Regions from separate parts of the Homo sapiens genome. Here region 1 is linked to region 2. A link is a loop called in an ENCODE intact Hi-C map of the cell type or tissue named here. Cell type or tissue: mesothelial cell of epicardium. All regions are shown on one strand. Links, peaks and the distances in the headings refer to the core of each region. The heading gives the core; the rest is flanking DNA. Region 1 has its middle 8.5 kb from the start of SERTAD1. Region 2 overlaps SAMD4B (sterile alpha motif domain containing 4B).

Evidence for each region. Peaks named below come from ENCODE experiments on the same cell type or tissue, not always from the same donor. Only the 100,000 strongest peaks of a DNase experiment are listed, where the experiment ranks them.
Region 1: a loop joins it to region 2, with 25 times the contacts of the local background. A loop is called at or near these places in 4 of 110 quality-filtered maps.

Annotation. Positions count from the first base shown.
Region 1 is chr19:40,431,082-40,437,808 of GRCh38, forward strand. No RefSeq gene overlaps it. Among named protein-coding and RNA genes, the nearest start is that of SERTAD1, 8.5 kb to the left of the region's middle. RefSeq lists enhancers at 2,159-2,987, 2,663-2,742, a silencer at 2,853-3,142 and a cis regulatory region at 4,221-4,485. In mesothelial cell of epicardium, for the core only: no CTCF peak of the experiment used is centred there; a DNase peak (open chromatin) is centred at 2,910.
Region 2 is chr19:39,351,762-39,358,488 of GRCh38, forward strand. It overlaps SAMD4B (sterile alpha motif domain containing 4B), which reads left to right. Exons shown (of 14, transcript NM_001384574.2): 2 at 2,245-2,305; 3 at 4,928-5,328. The coding sequence starts at 5,133. Among named protein-coding and RNA genes, the nearest start is that of SAMD4B, 13 kb to the left of the region's middle. In mesothelial cell of epicardium, for the core only: no CTCF peak of the experiment used is centred there; no DNase peak of the experiment used is centred there.

The sequences.
Region 1 (6,727 bases), core at 986-5,985, 1.1 Mb after region 2:
CGAGTAGCTGCGATTACAGGCATGCACCACCACGCCTGACCAATTTTGTATTTTTAGTAGAGACGGGGTTTCTCCCTGTTGGTCAGGCTGGTCTTGAACTTCTGACCTCAGGTGATCCGCCTGCCTCGGCCTCCCAAAGTGCTGGGATTACAGGCATAAGCCACCATGCCCGGTCCACGCCTGGCTCTTAAATTTTTTTGTAGTGATGAGATCTTACCATGTTGCCCAGGCTGATCTTGAACTCCTGGACTCAAGTGACCCTCTTGCCTTGGCCTCACAAAGTACTGGGATTATAGTTGTTCCCTGTCCAACAACTATCAAATAAATCTAGGTGAGATAGTATTCAGATGCTCAGAATACTTTTTTTCCCCATCTTTTCTATGTGCTTGAATTTTTAATAATAAAATTAAGGTAAGATGCTAATTAGAACCAGGCCCCCACTAGGCAAATTCACATTTTCTGCCCTCCAGAATCCATTTTTATGGCTGGCAAAAGGGACGCCTGGACCTGGAGTCTCCCAGTGGCTTACTCCAGGTCATACACTGAAGGAAAAGGAAATTTTCCTTCATGCTTGTAGTTTCAGCTGCTTCAGAGGCTGAGGTGGGAGGATCGCTTGAACCTGGGAGACAGAGGTTGCAGTGAGCCAGGATCAGGCTGCTGCTGCGCTGTACTCCATCCTGGGCGACAGAGCAAGACTCTGTAAAAAAAAAAAAAACAAAAAACAAAAAACAAAAAACAAGAACAAGAGCTCAGAGGAATCATCTGATTAATATATATTTATTAAGCACCTACTATGTGGTGGCCACTGTTGTAGATGGTGAGGATACAGCACTGGGTAAATTTCACAGAGTCTCCCCTCTCATGGAACAGGGTAGGAGGTGAAGAGAGAAAATATATATGAAAACGAATGCATTCATTGATTTGCAAACATTTATGTCTTGAGCCCCTTTTGTGTGCCAGACACTGTTATAGGCACTGAAGAAAGGGCAGTGAAATTATAGATGAAAATCTCTTATGGGAGCAGATGAACAATAAACAAATTACCTTGGCCGGGCGCCGTGGCTCACGCCTGTAATCCCAGCACTTTGGGAGGTCGAGGCAGGCCGATCACTTGAGGTCAGAAGTTCGAGACCAGCCTGACCAACATGGTGAAACCCCATCTCTACTAAAGATACAAAAGTTAGCCGGGTGTGGTGGCAAGTACCTGTACTCCCAGCTACTTGGGAGGTTGAGGCAAGAGAATTGTTTGAACCCGGGAGGCAGAGATTGCAGTGAGCCGAGATCGTGCCACTGCGCTCCAGCCTGGGTGACAGAGCAAGACTCTGTCCGAAAAAAGAAAAGAAAACAATCTAAACAACAACAACAACAAAAATTGAAAAAAAGACAGCAAATTAAATCAATTTAATTTGCATTTTTAGTAGAGATGGGGTTTCGCCATGTTGATCAGGCTGGTCTCGAACTCCTGACCTCAGGTGATCCGCCCGCCTCGGCCTCCCAAAGTGCTGGGATTACAGGCATGAGCCACCACGTCTGGCCAGTTTTTTTTTAATTTTTTATTTGTAGAAGCAGAGTATCCCCATGTTGCCCAAGCTGGTCTTGAACTCCTGGGCTCGAGTGATCCTCATGCCTCCGATTCCCAAAGTGCTGGGATTACAGGAGTGAGCCACCTGGCCGCCGGGTCTACTTCTTTTGTTTCATCAGGTCTCTGCTGAATTGTCACCTCTTCAGACATAACACATCCTCCTCCCCAAAGCTGCACATCTCTCAGCTCACTGCAACCTCCAATCTCCTGAATTCAAGCAATTCTCCTACCTCAGCCTCCCGAGTAGCTGGGATTACAGGCGCCTGCCACCATGCCCGGCTAATTTTTTTTTTTTTTAATAGAGACGAGGGTTTCATCATGTTGGCCAGACTAGTCTCGAACTCCTGACCTCAAGTGATCCACCCGCCTGGGCCTCTCAAAGTGTTGGGATCACAGGCATGAGCCACTGCACCCGGTCTGCTTTTTTCTTTTCCTTTGCAATTACCTGCTCCTAAGGTACTAGATAATTTGTGTGGTTTTTTTGTTTTGTTTTGTTTTGAAAGTAGCCCGGCGTGATGGCAGGCGCCTGTAGTCCCAGCTACTCGGGAGGCTGAGACAGGAGAATTGCTTGAACCCGGGAGACGGAGGTTGCGGTGAGCCGAGACGGTGCCACTGCCATCTCAAAAAACAAAAACAAAAACAAACAAAAAAATTAGCCGGGCGTGCCTGTAGTTCCAGGTACTTGGAAGGCTGAGGTAGGAGAATCACTTGAACCTGGAGTTTGAAGCTGCAGTGAGCTATGATCGCCCCACTGTACTCCAGCCTGGGCGACAGAGAACGACTCTGTCTCAAAAAACAAACAAACCAAAACAAATGAGAGAGGTAGGAAAACTAGAGGAAGAGCATTCCAGGCAGAGGCGAGAGCCAGTGCAAAGGCTCTGAAGTGCTGCCTGTCAGGAGACAAGGCCAGGGCAGCTGGACTGGGAGCTGCCGGGAAGGAGGTCCGAGAAGTGAGGCCTTTTAGCCTACTCTGTGGACCTTTGTTTTTTACTCCGAGCGGGATGAGAAGACCCTGGAAGATGAATCGATGAGAAAAATAATTTCCGTTTCCGTTCAGTGACTTGAAGAAAACAAAATAAGACGGGATAATCGCCTGTAACCAGGGTGGTCCTAGAGAGAGATTCTTCGAGGCGTTGACATTGGAGCTGGGGCCAGAAAATGGAGACGGAGCCAGGAATTCAAAGGCTGGGGGAAGGGAGAAGAGGAGAGGCCGGGCCTGGGGAAATGAAACCATCGGCGAAGCCACCGGGCCCGGCAGGCCTGGAGAGAAGCCTCCGCCTGCTGGGGAGGGAGGCAGGGAGGGGGGTCGGGAGGCGCGGCCCGCCCCGTCCGGCCTCTGGGGAGGGAGGAGGCGCCAGGCCGGCTCCCGGCCGCGGCCGCCTCCCGGGTACCCCGGCCGGCCCAGGGCGGAGGGTGGGCAGCGGGGAGGGACTGGGCCTTCCCGCCACGCCCAGGGCGGGCCGCGGGCCCATCCCCCGCCGCGGAGGAGGGCAGGTTGGGGAACGTGGACACTGCCCTCGGGGACTCGGTTCCTTCTGCAGGGCCAGCCTTTCCACTTCTGTGGCCAGTTCTTTTTAACAAGTGCGGTGTTAAGGAAGGCGCTGGGCCTCTCGGAGCCTCAGTTTTTTCATCTGGAAAGAGGGTGCTCCTCTTACTGGCCTCATCGCGGTGCTAAGGAACTGTGCGATTCCCCTTCCCAGGGTTATCTTCAGGGCAGGCAGAGAGCTGCAGGGAAAGGGGGAGGGCGGGGCACGGTGGCTCACTTTTTAAACAAAAAGTTTGTTTGTTTGTTTCCAGACGAAGTCTTGCTCTGTCGCCCAGGCTGGAGTGCAGTGGCGCCATCTCGGCTCACTGCAACCTTCGCCTCCCGGGTTCAAGCAATTCTCCTGCCTCAGCCTCCCGAGTAGCTGGGATTACAGGCGCCCGCCACCACACCCGGCTAATTTTCAGTAGAGACGGGGTTTCACCATGTTGGCCAGGCTGGTCTCGAACTCCTAACCTCGTGATCCGCCTGCCTCGGCCTCCCAAAGTGCTGGGATTACAGGCATGATCCACCGCGCCTGGCCTGTTTGTTTTTGAGACGGAGTTTCGCTCTTGTCGCCCAGGCTGGAGTGCAGTGGCCCCATCTCAGCTCACTGCAATCTCCACCTCTCCGGTTCAAGCAATTATCCTGCCTCAGCCTCCGGAGTAGCTGGGATTACAGGCAGCTGCCACCTTGCCCAGATAATTTTTGTATTTTTAGTAGAAATGGGGTTTCACTATGTTGGCGAGGCTGGTATTGAATTCCTGACCTCAAGTAATCCGCCTGCCTCAGCCTCCCAAAGTGCTGGGATTGTAGGAGTGAGCCAGGGCGCCCTACCTGTTTTTGTTTTTGAAACAGGGTCTTGCTCTGTAGCCCAGGCTGGAGTGCAGCAGTGGGATTTCCTCTCACTGCAACCTCTGCCCATTATGGGCTCAAGCGATCCTTCTACCTCAGCCTCACTAGTAGCTGGGACTACAGGTGAGCACCACCACACCCAGTTTTTTTGTTTTTTTTGTTTTTTTGGTTTTTTTTTTGAGTAGAGACAGGACCTCAGGGCCTTGCCATGTTACCCCAGGCTGGTCTCAAGCTCCTGGGCTCAAGCAATCTGACTGCCTTGGCCTCCCAAAGTGCTGGGATTACAGGGGTGAGCCAACGTGCCTGGCCCTTCTTCAGGTTTTTACCCAAATGTCACCTTGTCTCAGACGCCCTATCTGGCCATCCTATGTAAATTGCAACACCCTCCTCACTCCTCTGCTCCCCCCTGCCCCCACAGCATTTATCACCACCTGGCTGACTTACACATTTTCACTTCTTTTTTTTTTTTTTTTTTTGAGACAGAGTCTTGCTCTGTCACCCAGGCTGGAGTGCAGTGGTGTGATCTCGGCTCACTGCAACCTCCGCCTCCCGGGTTCAAGTGATTCTCCTGCCTCAGCCTCCTGAGTAGCTGGGACTACAAGTGTGCATCACAATACCCAGCTAATTTTTGTATTTTTAGTAGAGATGGGGTTTTACCATGTTGGCCAGGCTGGTCTCGAACTCCTGACCTCAAATTATCCACCCACCTTGGCCTCCCAAAGTGTTGGGATTACAGGCGTGAGCCCCCACACCCGGCCTTATTTTTCTTTTTATTTACTTAATTATTTTTGAGACATAATTTTACTCTGGTTGCCCAGGCTGGAGTGCAGTGGCCTGATCTCAGTTCACTGCAACCTTCACCTCTCAGGTTCAAGCGATTCTCCTGCCTCAGCCTCTGGAGTAGCTGGGATTACAGGCGCCGGCCACCATGCCCAGCTAATTTTTTTGTATTTTTGGTAGAGAGGGGGTTTCACTGTGTTGGCCAGTCTGCTCTTGAACTCCTGACCTCAGGTGGTCCACTCGCCTTGGCCTCCCAAAGTGCTGGGATTGCAGGTGTGAGCCACAGCGCCCGGCCCTATCTAACTAACTATCTATCTATCTATCTATCTATCTATCTATCTATCTATCTATTTGGAGTGGGAGTCTCACTCTGTCGCTTAGGCTGGAGTGCAGTGCTGTGATCACAGCTCACTGTAACCTCCAACTCCTGGGCTGAAGAAGGGATCCTCCCACCCGAGTCTTCTGAATAGCTGGGACTAGCGTGCCCAGCTAATTTTTTTTTAAAATTGTTTTAGAGATGTGGTCTTGCTATGTTGCCCAAAGTGGTCTTGAATTCTTGGCCTCCAATAATCCTCCTGCCTCAGCCTCCTGAGTTACTGGGCTCATAGTCACGTGCTGCCATGCCTGGCATTATTTTTCATGTGTATTTCACTCTTCCCCCACTGTTAAATTTCATGAGAGCAGGAATTGTCTATTTTATTTATTTTCCTGCTGAAGAGTGCCAGGTCCACAGCAGGCACTCAATAAATCTGAGCCATTATTGGAATCCTTGGCCTGCCTCAGGCTCCCTGACACTTTGCAGTGTGAGGCAGGTATTACTCCAGATCCTTCAGTTTGGAATATGGTGTATATGAGGAACAGCAGGGAATGGTGTGGTGGGAGTATAAGAGTGAGGGTGTGTAGGGGAGATGAGTTCAGAAAGGTGGGAGGGAAAGTTAGTCATTGCTAGGTCTGGAGTTCATTTTTTTTTTTTTTTTTTTGAGACGGAGTCTTGCTCTGTCACCCAGGCTGGAGTGCAGTGGTGCAATCTCGGCTCACTGCAAGCTCCGCCTCCCAGGTTCACGCCATTCTCCTGCCTCAGCCTCCCGAGTAGCTGGGACTACAGGTGCCCGCCACCTCGCCCGGCTAATTTTTTTGTATTTTTAGTAGAGACGGGGTTTCACCGTGTTAGCCAGGATGGTCTCAATCTCCTGACCTCGTGATCTGCCCGCCTCGGCCTCCCAAAGTGCTGGAATTACAGGTGTGAGCCACCGCACCCGGCCTTTTTTTTTTTTTTTTTTTTTTTTTGAGACAGGACCTCCCTCTGTTGCTCTGTTCCAGATGGAGTGCTGGAGTGCAGTGGTGTTATCTCTGCTCACAGCCTCCATTTCCTGAGCTCGAGCGATCCTCCCACCTCAGCCTCCTGAGTAGGTGGGACTACAAGGGCATGCCATCAGCCCAGCTAATTTTATTTTAGTTTTTTGTAGAGATGGGGTCTCCCTGTGTTGCCCAGGCTGGTCTTGAACTGGACACAAGCGATCTTCCTGCCTCAGCCTCCCAAAATGCTGGGATTACAGGCGTGAACCACTGCACCTGGCCAAGTTTTTCAACAACAAATAATTTTTTTTTTTTTTGAGATGGAGTTTCGCTCTTGTTGCCCAGGCTGGAGTGCAATGGCACGATCTCAGCTCACCACAACCTCCGCCTCCTGGGTTCAAGTGATTCTCCTGCCTCAGCCTCCTGAGTAGCTGGGATTATAGCCATGTGCCACTACGCCTGGCTAATTTTGTATTTTTAGTAGAGACAGGGTTTTTCCATGGTGGTCAGGCTGGTTTCGAACTCCTAGCCTCAGGTGATCCGACCGCCTTGGCCTCCCAAAGTGCTGGGATTATAGGCGTGAGCTACCGTGCCTGACCCTTCAACAACAAATAATTTTGGAGAGTGCAGTTGTGCCAAGCATAGTTCTAGGCACAGACCAACACAACCCTCAGAGTTCCCAGGAGAGTAGG
Region 2 (6,727 bases), core at 1,047-6,046:
ATCATGAGACGATGTGTAATCTGAGCAACCCTAACCAAGAACTTATTTTCCTTAGTAGTTCCAGCAAAAATCCAGAGAGGACTATCCTTGGCCAGGCTTTACCCCATGTCCACTTCTGGAGCCAAGAAAGACAGTTCCTTCTCCAAGGGGAACCCAGGGTGTTGATACTAGAAGATGGAAATGGATACAGTAAGATGCTGCCACAGTGAGATGCCTCACCCAGGTCTCCCTCTGTCACTTCAGCCAAGCACATGGGATAGAAAGTAGCAGGCGGCCTCTGGCCCTTTAATGGAAGAGGGCCATCCAGTCCTCTCCAGTTAACATCTAGACCGAACACAAAGCATCCTTCTCTCATCCAGAAGACATAGGAACCCTACCTTCAGGGATGATTTTTTTTTAACAGTGAAATCTTAAAAGTAACTGTTTCACTAAAGCCTCCAGTATTTACTGAAGACTGTCAGAATCATCCTCCATCACTAGATCTTCTCCACCAGTCATGTTCCCTGAGCAGTGGGGTGGCTTGAAGGTATAAACCAGAGAGGCCCAAGGGAGGGATAGTTAGCAGACTTCTGGTCTTTTTCTAGTTTGTGCTCTTCTGTTCCAAGGACCACAGGTATGTCTTCTTCTGTGTAGTTGTTCACTATTGTTTCAATGTGATTCGTTTCCCACATTTGAAAATAGGGGGGGATTTTACTTTAAAATTCAGATATCTGGCTCCTCTTTAGGGGAAAAAAAAAAAAAAAAAAACCTAAGACGTAACAATACTGGACCCACATTCCTTCATGGTAGCAGTTGATAAGAGGTGGATAGTGACTTCTCCCTTTTGACCGGGTGTGGACTTTCCAACTCACCATAGTCCCAGTTGGCCTGCTTTGTTCAAAGCCTGGCCTTGTAAGCATCATGTTTGAGACCCTATTATGTCCGAAAGCTTTGCTTCTATCGTTTGGCCTGGGGGGAAAAGCTGGATTAATGTTTAGTCAGCAGCTTATTGGGTGGGTGGAGGGGGGGAACAGTGCTGTTGCTTAGGAAAAGTAACAACCCAGTAAAAGAATTTATGGGAAAGAGTGTGCACAACTTTGGTCTGTTTGTGGATTTGGTCGTTTTTTTGCTGTAAATGCTGTTGGTATATCAAACCTCCTGTCACAAATGTTCCCTCTGAAATAGTAACATGTCCTTCTATCTTATGAGTTGCCACCCAGTGAAGGAATCCCTCCCACTCCCGAGGGATGTTCATCCAGCCTCCGCTTGACCACTTCCAGCAGCCAGGGAGCTTATTACCTCCTCACATGGCAGCCAGTTCCATTCTTGGACAGATGCGTTATTTTAAAATTCTTCCTTATGTTGAAGCAGCTGCTGCCTCTTTGGGACTGAAAGCCACAAAATGCTGGAGCTGGGAAGGAAAACCGATTTTTTTAGGCGCGTGAGCTACCACTCATCCACCCTGCATCCAGGGCAAACATTGATAATTAATCACAGCACTCTTTCTCACTGAGTCAGGAAGTATGCTGCCTTAAAATTGTTTTTAATTAAATTCTTTTTTAAAAATTACAAAAGTAATATGTATTCACTTGCAACTAGTGAAGTAGTACAAAGTTATATAAAGATAGTGTTAATAATCCCCCTGTTTCTCCAAGATAGTGTTAGCAGCCGAGGGTGTATTCTTCTATACATTTATACACATATAGACATAAATATTCATATATAAGATATATAAGGGGTTTTGTATGTGGCTTTTTTTTAATTTAAAAAATGGCATTATATTGTACATATTACTGTGTAGCTTATGGACACCCCTCCAAGTAGTTACAGATCAAACATTGTATATAGCTTTGTTTTTTTGTTTTCTTGTTTTCTTTTTGAGATGGAATCCCGCTCTGTCACCCAGGCTGGAGTGCAGTGGCATAATCTCGGCTCACTGCAGCCTCCACCTCCCGGGTTCAAGCGTTTCTCCTGCCTCAGCTTCCCAAGTAGCTCGGACTACAGGCGCCCGCCACCACACCCGGCTAATTTTTATATTTTTAGTAGAGATGGAGTTTCGCCATGTTGGCCAGGCTGGTCTCAAACTCCTGACCTCAAGTGATCTGCCTGCCTCAGCCTCCCAAAGTGCTAGAATTATAGGAGTGAGCCACCACACCTGGCCAGATTAGGCATGTTTTTAATAGATACGTTATATCATACAATGTGGGATCTGCCCCAGTTTATTAATCATTCCCCATTAATGGATATTCCCATTCATTTCTTCAGGATTCTTCTCATCGCAGTGCTCCAGGCAGCCACTACCAATCGATTGGAGTTAGCCTGTGAGGTAAAACCTATTTGTCATGTCTCACCCAGTCCCGCTCCTTATCCTACATTCTAGAGAAGAGAACAGACTAGCTCCGTGATCAAAGTGAATCAGTGGCTTGGGCAGGACTAGAACTGAATTTTCTTGACTTTCAGCATTTCCTCTATCCCATGTTGTCACTCCCTTGGAGTCATCTACCCTGCTTTTCTCCTCTAGAGTAAAAGAACAAATATAATTTCTTTTCTGCGTGCTACCTCTTCAGATATTCAAAGTCAGTTATGCCATTCCCCTTGAGTCTTCTCTTCCCCAGAGGAAAATCTCAGTGCCTTCAATTTTTTTTTCTTAAAACAAGGTTTTCAAATCCCTTTACCATCCTATGAGCTGTTCCTTCTATCTTCTTCCCCCCTAGGGCTATAGAAATCCCAAGTGTGGCTTCCACATTCACCTTCTATAGCTATTTATTTATTCAATAAATATATATTGAGCACCTTCTACGTGCCAGGCACTGTTGTAGGCACTGGCTGACTGTATGGCTTGCGTTTTGGTCAGTAGAGAGAAACAAATAAGATGATACCTGAGAGTGCCAAATTATATAGGAATGAAATAGTGTTAATATAATTGGAGGAGTAACTCCTGAGATTGGATGGTCAGGGAAGCTCTCTCTGAAGAAATGACAATGAGCTGAGACCTGAATGACAGGAGCCAGCTTCTAGGGGAAGACAGTTCCACTGAATAAGAAATAATTTGGTACAAGATGAGGTTGGAGTGGCCACAGGAGTCCTATAGGGCTCGGTAGTTCAAGATAAGATGTTTGGAATTTGTTTAAAATTTTTTTTTCTTTTTTTCTGAGGCAGAGTTTCCCTGTCACCCAGGCTGGAGTGCAGTGGCATGATCTCAGCTCACTGCAACCTCCGCCTCCCAGCTTCAAGCGATTATCGTCCCTCAGCCCCCCAAGTCACTGGGATTACAGGCGTGCAGTAGCACGCCCGGCTAATTTTTGTATTTTTAGTAGAGACGGGATTTCGCCACTTTGGCCAGTCTGATCTTGAACTCCTGACCTCAAGTGATCCACCTGCCTTAGCCTCCCAAAGTGCTGGGATTACAGGTGAGAGCCACCATGCTTGACCTTATTTAGATTTTATTTAAGTGCAATGGGAAGTCATTGGAGAATTTTAGGCCAGGGAGGTGACATCTGATTTCCCCTTTAAAAAAAATTGCTGGACGCTTGTTTAACTTGGAGCAAGGTTTCATTTTCCCTCATACCTTTCCTGCTTCTTACATCCAAAGGGATTGGCAACCAGGCCAGTTCAGTCTGTTTAGGGGTCCCACAGGGGATCTGTGAGGCAAGTCACAGCTGTTGCCTAATGCACCCCACAGCCCTCCTCAGCAAGCGCACGGAAGTTCAGAGAGATGTGAGTAGCTCCCTTAGACCTGAGCCCAGTAGGTTCAATGGGTCTTTGTATGAAGTTCTCAGTCCGGGGAACCTTAGTCCTTTGGCAGCCAGAGGGGGATGGAGCTGAATGTGGTTTGAGGATAGAGCCAAGGGCACTGGTTGCAAGAGAGACAGATGGAAGAAATGTTGAGTGGAGATCTGGAGCTCGAGACACTTAGAAAAAGCCTTCGGAGTGGTGTCCAGAAACCAACCACCTGAAAAATAGGTCTGTTGTTTGCCCAGTTGAAATAACTTTTCTTTAGTTCCTGCCTAAGAGGGGAATTTGGACACTTTGTAGCTTGTGAGTTTTTGACTTTTGATCTGTCCCCTTCCCCTCAGGTTGGCATTTTCTTTGCTTCCAGGAGGAGCCTGAGACAAGCTGGCATCTCTGGAAGTCGGGGACTTCCCAACCAGAGAGTTTAGGTTTGGAGTCTTCAGGGGAATTAAGAGGGCAGGGAGCGATTCACCTCAGAATAGAGATGGGTAAAATCTGATAAATCAGAGTTGTGCCTTTTCCAGAGTCAGGGAAGCTGGGTTAGAGAGGGTGAGATTCCCTCAGCCTGTTGGTGATCTTTGAAAAGCCCTTTGTCCATGCCCACACCTGATAGATACCCAGCCAGTTACTAATCAGATGGCTGGCTGCATACCTGAGATCTCCACCAGGGTCACTACCCGACCATCCATCCTCTACCCAGCATTGTGGGTCTAGCTTGAAGTAATTTAAAGAGCCCTTGGAGTCCTATCAGTAGGTTAGGAGTCACACTGCCCAGCTCTCAGAGAAGGTGGCCAGAAACCAGCAAGGTCAGAGATGTGCTGTGCTTAGTCATGTCACCTTGGGCCAGATCGCCATCAATTCATATCTTTTCTCATAATTTGCAGCCTACTATTTCCCACTTCTGAAAAATTTTTCCAATATATTTTCTGTGTTAAATCCGCTTCCTTTGACACTATGACAGCCAGGTGTGAGGGCCAACATCTCCTTGGTCTCTGGGATAGGCATCTAAGTCCCAGTCACGCCTTTTCTCTGGATCTGAAGATTTGGGTGAAAGTAGCTTTAATATCTGGTGTTGGCTTCATGTTTCTTCCAGGAGCTCAGCAGAGCAAGTACCCTGAAAGAGAAAGGCATGAGGCCTTCATGCCCCCTCAACCCACACTCACCAGGCAAGTTTCAGCCCCTTCTTTCTGTTTGACCCCTTTGCTTCCTTTTTCAGGAAACTGGAGAGGCGTGGCTGGACCAAGACCTCCCCCCATGTGAGCAGGCTTCCTCCTCCCCCAACAACCGTTGCCACCACGCCCAGAAACGTCCTTAAGCCCTGGCCCTCAGGGGAAAGGTAACAGGAGGCCAGAGCCGGGACCATGTGACGGCGCTGGCCCTCGCCACCGCCGTCCCCCGACCCTGGCCCCAGGCCCGGCACCATGATGTTCCGAGACCAGGTGGGCATCCTCGCTGGCTGGTTCAAAGGCTGGAATGAGTGTGAGCAGACAGTGGCCCTCCTGTCACTTCTGAAACGGGTCACCCGTACCCAGGCCCGCTTCCTGCAGCTCTGCCTGGAGCACTCACTGGCGGACTGCAATGACATCCACCTGCTGGAGTCGGAGGCCAACAGTGCTGGTGAGTTTCCACCCTTAGAGATGGGAGCACAGCAGGAGGGAGACCTGGAACAGATGTCACATGGCTAAGAAGGTCAACCCAACAATGGGACTAAAAAACGTGGGTTCTAGGCTTGGTGGGTGGGGAGTTCCTTACCTTCTAAGTTGTCATCATGGGTCTTCTGGGACTGTGTTGCCATAAATCCTCAGGCATGGTATGGTGGACTTATGGGAGAAGGCAATGCAAACTGGAAACTCCCCATAACAGGAAGATCATGTAGAGTGGCTTATGTGGGCTGCTGAAAGGAACAGACTAAAGTCATTATGAAAGGCGTATAGAAGGTGAGCAGTAATTAATTTCTTAAGCTTCAGGATATCAGGGCTAGGAGGGAATTTGAGAACTCTTCCAAAATTCATGTCATCCTATACTATTCTTTACCCTCAAAGGTAGGTTGGACTTAAAGCATAAGCAGCTTCCAGAAAGTTTTGAATTTAGATACAGTTCATCCTGTCAGTTCCCTAAGTACTTATTAGGCACTCTGTGTCCTGTGAGATTGGCATTGGGATGGGTGAGCCAGGCTTCTCTTAAGACCTGTCCCTTAGGCCCCAGTTGTAGACAGGAGTCAGGCTAGAATCAGGGGCTACTGCTGAAGCTACTCTAGCTGTCTGGGCCTCCACAGGGCTGGATGGAGAGCTGTTGGCCCCAGTGACAGATGGGAGAGATGGAGGCCAAAGAAGAGGGAGGGTAGTGGATACCCGAAAGCTAGCTGGGAAGGGCATCAAGGGGCTCCATGCAGTTTGTCCAAATTAGTCACCCTAACTCTTTGCACCTTCTTCTTCAGAATAATAGTTCATATTGAGCCTTTACAGCAAGCCAAGTACTGTCTTTACTTGTATATTAACTTTAAAAGCAGTGTTCTTGGCCAGATGCAGTGGCTCACGCCTGTAATCCCAGCACTTTAGGAGGCTGAGGCAGGCAGATCACCTGAGGTCGGGAGTTCGAGACCAGCCTGGCTAACGTGGCAAAACCCCGTGTCTATTAAAAGTACAAAAATTAGCTGGGCATGGTGGCAGGTGCCTGTAATCCCAGCTACTCGGGAGGCTGAGGCAAGAGAATCGCTTGAACCCGGGAGGCGGAGGTTGCAGTGAGCCAAAATCGTGCCATTGCACTCCAGCCTGGGCTATGAGAGCGAAACTCTATCTCAAACAAACAAACAAAAAAAGCAGTGTTCTTACGTGGCTCTCAAGTCAGACTGTCTAAGTTTAAATCCCAGTTCTGTTACTTGCCATATAACCAAGTAACTTAACCTCTCTGTGCCTCACTTTCCTGCGCGCCACCACGCCTGGCTAATTTTTGTATGTTTAGTAGAGACGGGGCTTCACCATGTTGGTGAGTCTGGTCTCAAACTCCTGACCTCATG